3 separate regions of the Mus musculus genome follow, and regions 2 and 3 are each linked to region 1. A link is a contact called in ENCODE Hi-C or POLR2A ChIA-PET data. All regions are on one chromosome and are shown on one strand. Each heading gives the region's core, a stretch centred on a gene start or an enhancer-like site at or near the end of the contact. The rest is flanking DNA. Distances are from core to core; before and after follow the strand shown. Region 1 holds the start of Alkbh2 (alkB homolog 2, alpha-ketoglutarate-dependent dioxygenase). Region 2 holds the start of Kctd10 (potassium channel tetramerisation domain containing 10). Region 3 holds the start of Ssh1 (slingshot protein phosphatase 1).

Region 1 (3,140 bases), core at 259-2,758:
AAGAACCTGGAGGCCTGGTCTGCTTTGATATACAAAATACACACTCCCTTTGTCCCTGGTCCAGAACCAAATCCTTCTAAGAGAAGGCCCCTGAGGCCATCATTCTCCCCTTCCTTTTTAAAATTTTGTTTTATTTTATGTATTTAAATATTTTATTTTGCTTGCTTGTGATGTCTGTGCCCTCGAAGGCTGGACAAGGGCACCACAGTAGCTGGAACTGGAGTTACAGAGGATTGTGGGCTGCCATGTGGGTGCTCAGACCCAAACTTGGGTCCTCTGGGACAGCAACTAGTCTTAACTGCTGACTCATCTCATACATTTATTTAATTATGGTCTTTAACAAAACAAAACAGGGTGTCGACAGGCAGTGGTGGCGCACGCCTTTAATCCCAGCACTTGGGAGGCAGAGGCAGGAGGATTTCTGAATTTGAGGTCAGCCTGGTCTACAGAGTGAGTTTCAAGGCAGCCAGGGCAACACAGAGAAACCCTGTCTCGAAAAAACAAAAACCACTGAGGCCTAACCTTCGCCTCCAGCTATTTTGAATCAGTATCACGAAGATCCCAGAATGGTTCGGTTTGGGGGTTTGTTTTGCTTTTTTTGTTATTTAGTTTTTTAACTTCCCAGGTAATTCCAATCAGTTGCCAAATAATTTCGTTCTAGACCTCGTGGACAGTTCGTATGCCAAACCATAACCTAACCTAACCAGAGCTGCCCAGACCGTGACCTAATCCGTCACAGCCGGAAGTTCACGCTTCTCCCAGGGAAGGCGCATCCTGTCCTCGCACAAGCCTAACGCACGTAAGACCTCCGCCTACCAGTAAAATACTCCACTTCTTGCTCCAACTCTCGGAAAATCTTGTCTGCCTCGGCTTTGCCGAATAGGACGGTGTAATCACAGCTCAGACCTTCCGCGCGAAGGTGTCGCCAGTCCGGGCTCTTCAGGTCGCCCGAGGCTCCTCCCGTCGGGGCGGGCTCCTCCCCTCCCCCTTGGAGGTCGCGGAGGTCTGGCCTCACCAGGAACTTGTCCATCCCGCCGCCCACTCACAGCTCAGACGCGTCCTACAAAGGAAACAAGAGCGCATTAAACCTCCTAGGAGGTGCCTGGCGGGCATCATCCAGGCGGGGAGCCTGCCCTGTAGCTTAAGTCTTCCTAGCACAAGCTGACCCGAACCACGCTGTCCTCACGCCCCAGGCGCCCATCGGTAGGAATCCCGGGCACGCATCCCCAGGCCCGCCCTGGAATGGAGTACTTTTAAAGACCCGTCCGTCCTCTTCGGAATTCGAGAGCTTTGGCTGCAAACGGCTGCCCAAACCCAAAAGGCTACACATGGGAAGACGCAAGCGCAGAGAGGCATGAGGCTCGCCCAGTTACCCAGAAAAGCAGGGTTGCCTCTGCCCTGCGGCCCCGCGGGGTAGGGGCTGGCACGGGCGAGCAACCGGGCTCCACCGGAGAGCCCGGAGCGGTGGGTCAGGTCTCTGCACAGACACACGCAGCCCCAGGAACCCTCACCCCGCCCCTCCCGCCTACGCGGGACTTCCGGGCACAGCGCCCCCTGCCGGTCTCCCTGCGCACCGCAGGATGCTGCCTTCACCTGATGGCTCAGCAAGGTTAGGCCTGTGGACCAGTTCTGGGGTCTACGAGCCTAGTGTGCTACAGCATACTGTCTGGGGGGCTTGAGGGCAGTGTATGAATCTGCACTCCTGACAAAGACACAGCATTGTCTGACCACTACAGTCGACATGGAGAACAGTTATACCATCCCATAGAATCCTTCCTCCCTTAGGTTCCGACATAATTTGTCAGCTATTCCTTGCTTGCTCTTCTTCACGATTCCACATAAATGTGATGGATTAGAGGCTGTATAGCCTTTTGCGTTTGACTTATTTCTGTAAGCACACTGCTTTTAGATATAACCGTGTTTTAAAATCTTTATTTTATTTTATTTATATGAGTACACTATTGCTCTCTTCAGACACACCAGAAGAGAGCATAAGATTCCATTACAGATGGTTGTGAGCCACCACGTGGTTGCTGAGAATTGAACTCAGGGCCTCTGGAAGAGCAGTCAGTGCTCTTAACCGCTGAGCCATCTCTCCTGCCCCTGCCCCCGTGTTTTTTAATCTTTTGGGGGGGTTGTTTTTGTTTGTTTTTCTTTTCTTTGTATGTGTGTGTGTGTGTGGTTTGTTTCGAGACAGGGTTTCTCTGTGTAGTCCCAGCTGTCCTGGAACTCACTTTGTAGACCAGGCTGGCCTCAGACTCAGGAATCCATCTGCCTCTGTCTCCCAAGTGCTGGGATTAAAGGCGTGCGCCACCACTGCCCAGCTGTGTTTTTTAATCTTTAGCTTCAAGTACAGCCATTTTATTTATATACTATGTATAAACATAGAGGACATTTGTACCGTTTTTCTCCTTCCATTGCTGGTATGGAAAGACCTGTGACAGTCATTTCTTGCTCCTGGTGGCACAGAAGAAAAAAAAATCACCATAAATATTCAAGCTCAAACTTTTCTGTGAATGCTGAGTTTACTTCATTGAGAAAACGCCCTGGTCCTCGACCAGAGGGAACGTGTTATATCTCTCTAAAGTGCTGCCTATGGGAGCACACGGTGCTCTCTGCTGTCACACACCAGCAGGGCACAGCAGGTCCTGTCTTATCCACGTTGTATTTTGGAGATGAAAACAAAAAAGGGGCAATGTGATAAACAAGATTTCTTTGTACAATATGGAAGTTGTGAGCAGGGTGACAGGCTAGGGAGTAGGGGGGGATGGGGAAGAGGATCTTACAGGGAAGAATCCTAAGCCAGCATTGAAGCTTTCCAGGTAAGGGACAAAATAACATAGCATGCGAAGATTTTAGCGGGACGCTGCGGAAAGGCAAACCGCCTGGAGAACTGCTAAATTGGGAGTCTAGTCAGTTCAGATTGGGAGGCTGTAGCCCAGACTAGCCCCTAACAGCTTGTGTAGCCAAGCCTTGTGCTCCTGATCCTCTTGCCTCCACCTCCCAGATGCTGGGCTCACAGGGTGTGTCACCACTCTGTGACACACGGCGGCATAGGAGGGTTTTTCCAGGGCAGCGGTCGGTCGAGGTTTAAATTACACTTGCAGTGGCACACGCCTTTAATCCCAGCACTTGGGAGG
Region 2 (3,140 bases), core at 192-2,691, 250 kb after region 1:
ACCCCAGGCCAGCAAGGAGTGCTGCTGCCTGCAATTTGGGATTAAAAGGCTCTTTCAGGTGATTCCGATACAAAGGAGGATTAGACAATCTGTTTATCTAGTAGCCTTGGAGATCTGAAGGGAGCTCTTCCGGGCGGGTTGCTTAAGGGGTATTATGCAAGGAGGCTAAACTAACCTGAGGTCTCTGCTACAGGGCTACTGCGTGAAGCAAACGAAGTTAAAGGAGGCCAAAAACTAAAGCCCCACACTTTTTTCTAGGATAGTCACCCCCCCCCCCCCAGTTCTCCTGCTTTTGAGAACTTCTCCAAACAGTCTCAATGAGGATGTTGTCAATCCTGCTTACTAGGGAAGCTAGGTATTAGAATCTGGTTTCAAACGCCCTCCATTTCACAGCCCAAATCCTTAGTGACACACAGAGACTGTAAAAATACATCGGTGAGCCCAGACTATCCTGTTGTTAACTAGTTCCCAGGTTAGCCCCAGGGGACCAGTTGGTGGTCTACCGGTGCTGCTGGCCGCCTTCTACCAATGTGTGTGTCTCTTGTTTTATACCAAATAGAGCTTGACCAAAGCCAGACACAGGCCGAGTCATCTGTCTTCAGTTTGGGACTGATCTTGTGAGTGAGTGGCAGACAAAGAAGACCTGGGTTAATAGTCCACCCGCCCCCCATCCCCACCCAAGGACAAAGAACCATTCAAGGGACAGACCCTAGAGAATCTCAAGTAAACCGAAACCATCCCATAACGCAGACAGCAACAGCTGACATCCTGGGACTCCCGAGGTGTGGTCACCTAGGGCCTCAAGGGAAGTGATTAGGTAGGTATCCAGGTGCCACTTGAGGCCAGACTCTGTGGTCAGGGTACCCCGACCTCAGACATGTCTCCTTAGAATTACTGTTACCAGTCATCTCGCTCCAGACTTGTGGGTTCAGAGACGCCCCCTCCCTCTCTTGCCTGGAACCCCACCTTACTCAAGGCACAGCCTCCCAGAGGCCAGACTTTGCTCGATTCCAAGGGTACACGCTCGCCCCTCTCCACACGCCCTCGAACCCTCGTTCGTTCCCCACCCCGAGCGTCGGTCTCGATGCCTCCGCCGCCGTCTCTTTGTCCCGACGATCTCCCACGTCCCATCGCCCATCAGCACTCCAGGCTCGCCGCCCAGCGCCACCACCGCCCGCAGGACCAGCCGCCCCTTCGCAGATCCCCACCACCACCACCCCGACCACGGCTCCTTTCATTTGAAGCCCTTCCCCCGCTCCGGACCTCGCCCGCACGCGCTACTCAGCGCCCCACCGCTCCCGCTCAGCCTCGTCGCCACCCTCGCCCGCCCCGAAGCTCCCCGACGGCGGCCACCGCCCTCACCATGAAAAGTCGGAGGACGCCGGAGTCTCCAAATCCGGACTGAGAGGCAGGAAACACCCAGCTCGCTCAATGCAGGGGGCGGAGGCGGGGCCGGGGCGGGCACTTCCGGCGTCCGTCCACACCCCACTTCCGCCCCGCAGAGGGACTCTTCTTAAAGCGTTCCCCCCCACCCCCCACCCCCGTAAGCCCTAGATGGGGGGAACTCTTTTTATCAACCGTTCCCGCCTCCCCTTGGCCGAGTCAGGCGTTTAGTCCCACTTCTGGATGTTTGTTTCTCCTTTCCGTCTGCTAAAGAAGATGACAAGAGGAAAGGAGTCCTCACCTCCTCCATGGGCAAAGAAGCAGTGCGGAACTGTTGTTTCCCGGAACTGAATAATTGCTTGCTTCCCAAGAGGTGTTCGGAGCACAACACCCGGGGCAAGATGGCGGCCGGGCTTCGGCCGCTGCCCCGGGGCTGGCGGACCTCGGGGGGATCGGGCTAAGGCGGCGGTCGCTGCGGCCCGGACCCCGAGTGCGGGGCCTCGAACGGATAAAGATCTCCGGACTGCGGGTAGCGAGTGGGGACAGGATGGGCGCTTCTCTGGGCGGCGGGGCCAGGGACGGAGGGAGGCTATCTGGGGGGCCGAGTCTTGGTTTGAGTGAAGTCGGAGGAGGGACTGGCTTGCGGGCTTCGGGGATCTCCTTGTCCCCCTTCCATTGATTTCCGTGCCGAGGCGACTGGCCTTGCCAGCCAACTGATTGTGGGCGAGACGGACTTGTTCTTGTGGTTGTTGATGTCGGTGCCTGTGAGAGGCGTCGGGCCTCCGGATCACCCCAAGTGGAATTCGAGCCCAGTGCTGTCGCTCGCTGTGTGACCTTGGGTGAATCTAGTCCCATCTCTGACCCTCAGTTTCCTCCTCTGTAAATAGAGTAATTAGATTGTTTTACGGAGATTATTTTAGAATACGTTTTAGTGTGGTTCCTGACGGCTCTTGATCAAAAGCTGGAAAAACTGGATCGTATTTTGACTTAAGCCTAGCTAGCCTCACAGGGTGCCTGGCATTCTCAACTTCTCTTTGTGGTGCCTTTCTGTGTGTGTGATTCCTGAACCTTGCCTTTTTGACTTGCCGATAAGTAATTCCTTTGGGAATTCAAAGTCAGGGACGGTGGGTGAGGACACTGGCGAGTTATGTGCCCTCTGCATTTCGTTTCCCCATCTGGATAGGCTGTAGCTGTCTAAGAGCAATAGTTTGGCTTATTAATGGTTTCTTTAAGAGCTGTTGTCTTATCTTAGGCTTTTAAAATTGGGGTGTTGTAGCCTCACAGGATAGGCTTCCAAAGGGAGGCCTAGTTAAATAGATCTACAATGTCTGTTACATGGTCTACACTTAGATGGTGGCCCTTAGGCCTGGGAAACTAGCGACTTCTACCATAAAAGAAAGTCGCTCAGCAACTTGTGTTTATTTTTACTTCACAGTCTGGACTCCTGTGCGACATGTTGTGCTTCTTGAAGTTAGTCTCAACCAAATAGGTTGGTTGTAAGCAAGTTGCCTGGGGACGTAGAAGTAATGCAGAGTCTTGTCTGTTAGCGTTGAAAGCTTGGCTCTGCGGCTTACTAAATGTATAACCCAGACCAAGGGAGGCGAGATTTGATTGTCTCATCATGTTGCTGCTCTTATTGGATGAGACACTTAGGCGAACTGCGTCCCTCCTTACCGACTGATTGCTTTCTGATTTCTCTACCTAGAGCACTCTTACTTCCCTAAACCAGGTTCTCAGCTTTGTAAGGACAGTGCAGT
Region 3 (3,140 bases), core at 247-2,746, 130 kb before region 1:
GTGTCCTGAAAAAAATTTACCCCCCATACAATGAATTCTTATAGAAAGGAAAGAAATGATTAGACCCAGTATGGGCAAACCTTGAGACCAGCACGCTTAGAGGGAGAAGCCAGACAGAGGCAACACTGCATATTTCCTGTTATATGAACTACAGCGTAGGCAAATGTAGAGAAGTAGGGGACGCCCCGGGGTGGGGGTGAAGCAAAGACAAGCGGTAACTGAGAAGGGCGGGGCGCTGAAGCTTCGGGACTGAGTGGCTGAGCGGGTGTGTCTACTAACGCTGACTTACATACTTCCAAAAGGTAAAGCCACAGGCTGTGAGTTACATCTCAACTAAAAAAAAAAAGATTAAAAGCCTAAAAATGTGTCTAATACAGGAACTGGAAGCGACCAAGTGTTAAATTCCCATAACATTATGGAAGTTGGCTAGAAATCCAGGCTGAGAGCCAGGTGTGGAAAGCTCTTCTGAACTGACAACATCTGAGACGCAGAGGCAGGGGGCCAGCCACAACTACATGATGAAGGAAGGAAGGAAGGAAGGAAGGAAGGAAGGAAGGAAGAGAATTTCGGCTGCAAAGGCCTGTACTGCCCCTCCCTGCTTCCCTATGCTCCTGTAGTTTCCTAGGAAGAACACAAGATAAAAGGCACTTTGTAAACTGTTGTAGGGGAACCGAGCTGTGTGGGAAGAGAGGCCTTACTACAATCTAACTTCTCAGTTGCCCTGCCTAATTGTGTGCAAAGAGGAGGCAACCAGAACCTTCTGCCTGCAGATAAAACTCATGAAAGAGTCTCAGACAGAAAGGGCCCTGGAGGCTTAACCTCACAGCCATTCTGCAAAGATGCCTGCCAGTCCCCGCAAGACGAGCCCAAAACGCACCAACACGGGCACGCAGGGGTGCTGAGCCAAGTCTCACGCAGACACACAACCCCGGGAGAGGGCCCAGATTCCAGCTGGCAACTTCCTGGGCCTGCGGGGCTAGCCCAGCACAGCGGGGCGTCCCCTGCAGCCGGCTGGGTCATCCGGGGTTTACTCCGAGGCCTTAAGCTCATCAGGGGAAGGGGGTGGGATGAGCCCGGCTGGGGTAGCACAGCCTGGGGCAGGCCGTCCTGAGGACCCGGACGCTCCGGTCCCCATCTACCCCGATTAAGCAGCATGAGCTCAGGCCCCGAGCGGAACCCGAGACCCTGCAGCCCAGAGCCGACCAGAGCCTTTCCTGGTGCCCTGCGATCTGGAAGCATCCCCCCCCGCCCCCCCACCTCCGCGACCCCAGCCCGGCGCATGCTCAGTCACCGGGACGCGGGGACGCCCGCACCCCAAGGGCGGACGCACCTCCGCCTCACACCTTGTGGGAGGGTGCGGCCGGGCTCACCTCGCTGTTGCTTGCGGAGGAAGACGCGGCGCTGGGCGTGGGAGAGCGCTGAAGGGTCACCAAGGCCATCGCGGCGCGGGCCCGGCCCGGGGCCTCCAGCAGCCGGCCGGGCAGCCGCGCCGGGCCCGCCCCTCGCTCCCTCCCTCTTCCCTCCTCCCTCCCGCAAACTCCCCACCCCCCACCCCCTTCCCCGGCTCCGGAGTCCGCCGGGCCCGCAGCGCTCGGGCAGTGATGCGCATGCGCCAGTGACCGGCCTGGGGCGGGCCCCGCCGCGCGGTCACGTCCACTCGCGCGCGCCCCCGCGCTGGCTGCAGCCGCCCGGCCTGGGCCCCTCCTCCGCCGCTAGACTCGCGGGCAGCGTAGGGAAACTGAGGCCTCCGAAGGCAAGGCCAGCAGAGCAAAGCTGCCCAGAGTTTGTAAAAGACTCACTCGTTTATTCTTTCAAGGAAAGTTACTCTGCTCATACAAAGTGCGGGGCCTCCCCCCACCCCACCCCACCCCCGGGACTGTGAAATCCGCTTGCAGAGTTGCTTTGCATAGGATTGGGGTGTAGCCCAGTAGCAGGGTGTCCCGCCGGCCTACTCAAGGTCCTGGATTCCAACGCCTGCACCACCAAGGGCTGATCTAATCTTCGAATTCCTTCTGGTGTCTAGAAACGCAGACTAGTGGGTGGCGAGAGGAAAGGCTTCTCGAAGGAGTAGTACTTGCTAGGAGGCAGGATTTCCGTGAGCTGGACTAACCCACGGAGGGAGAGAGAACTGTGGGCCGGCCAGAAGCTTGCCCGGGGACAGCAGTGGGGATAAGCGGGCGCGTTGCATTGGCTTTGGAAAGGTTGCCAGTGGGCCAGGGTGAGGGACCCCAGCAAGGCGGTACTGGGCAACTTGATAGAAACTTCTCTTTCACAGAGCCCCGACCCCTACTCTGGACCTCTTGTGGTACCCAAGCCTTGCTAATCACAAGTCTCCAGTCCCACTCCATCATCCTCAAAGCCCGAGAGGAAACCTGGCTCCTCCCTGCCTCTTCCACCGTCTTGAGGGTATCAACAGTCTCCATCCTCAAATAAGGATTGTCTTTCTTTTTAAATTTTTATTTATTATTATCTGTGTGTGTGTGTGATATGCGTATGAATACATGCATGAATCAAATTCAGGTCACTAGCCTTAGTGGCAAGGCTCCTTTATGTACCATGTAACCAACCCTTAAAGGGGATTTTCAGTGGGGTTACCCCGCAATGTAAGGAAGTTTCCAGTTGCTCGTATTTAACAGACGCTCCTGCTAAGTGCAAAGAGTCTCGGTTTTTAAAGATCTGAGAATGGCGCCATTAACTGCCCCCTATGTCGACACAAAGCATCCTCTGCATTTTCAGAAGGCAACTATGTCAAAACAGGACTGAGTATACTTTTTGTCTGTGAATTTGGTCCACAGTTTTTCAGCACTAAGTAAGACAGGTTTTGAATGGCAATACCCAGCAGGGCTCCCCTCTGTTTGGAGCTATTCTTTGGCTGATAGATGATCACGAGTGTTCCAGAATGCCAGCTTTGTGTGTGTGTGTGTGTATATCTGTGTATGTGTGTGGGTGTGCATGTGTGTATGAGTGTGTGTATATGTATGTGTATACATATATGTGTGAGTATGTGTGCATATGAGTGTGTGTATGTATGTGTGTGTGAGAACATATGCATGTCACAGTTTGACCACCTGCAGAGGTCAAGACATCTCTGCGGAGTCAGTTTTAAACTCATAAAGTTGTGGATGTCATCAATTAGAGCA

What was found. A loop is a pair of places that touch in the nucleus more often than their neighbours do. ChIA-PET counts read pairs that join two places held with the same protein, here RNA polymerase II (POLR2A).
Region 2: a loop to region 1 is called in a map of heart, with 2.1 times the contacts of the local background. The contact joins the promoter of Kctd10 here to the promoter of Alkbh2 in region 1. A Hi-C loop is called at or near these places in 1 of 37 maps with a recorded cell type or tissue (heart). POLR2A ChIA-PET finds 5 or more read pairs at or near these places in 1 of 5 experiments (Patski).
Region 3: POLR2A ChIA-PET joins it to region 1 with 12 read pairs in Patski. The contact joins the promoter of Ssh1 here to the promoter of Alkbh2 in region 1. POLR2A ChIA-PET finds 5 or more read pairs at or near these places in 2 of 5 experiments (Patski and embryonic stem cell).

Annotation. Positions count from the first base shown.
Region 1 is chr5:114,126,710-114,129,849 of GRCm38, forward strand. It overlaps Alkbh2 (alkB homolog 2, alpha-ketoglutarate-dependent dioxygenase), which reads right to left and starts at 1,509. Exons shown (of 4, transcript NM_001359941.1): 1 at 1,374-1,509; 2 at 817-1,060. The coding sequence starts at 1,030.
Region 2 is chr5:114,379,064-114,382,203 of GRCm38, forward strand. Kctd10 (potassium channel tetramerisation domain containing 10) reads right to left here and starts at 1,442. Exons shown (of 7, transcript NM_026145.4): 1 at 1,363-1,442. The coding sequence starts at 1,365. It overlaps Ube3b (ubiquitin protein ligase E3B), which reads left to right and starts at 1,557. Exons shown (of 28, transcript NM_054093.3): 1 at 1,557-1,912.
Region 3 is chr5:113,992,294-113,995,433 of GRCm38, forward strand. Ssh1 (slingshot protein phosphatase 1) reads right to left here and starts at 1,497. Exons shown (of 15, transcript NM_198109.5): 1 at 1,371-1,497. The coding sequence starts at 1,439.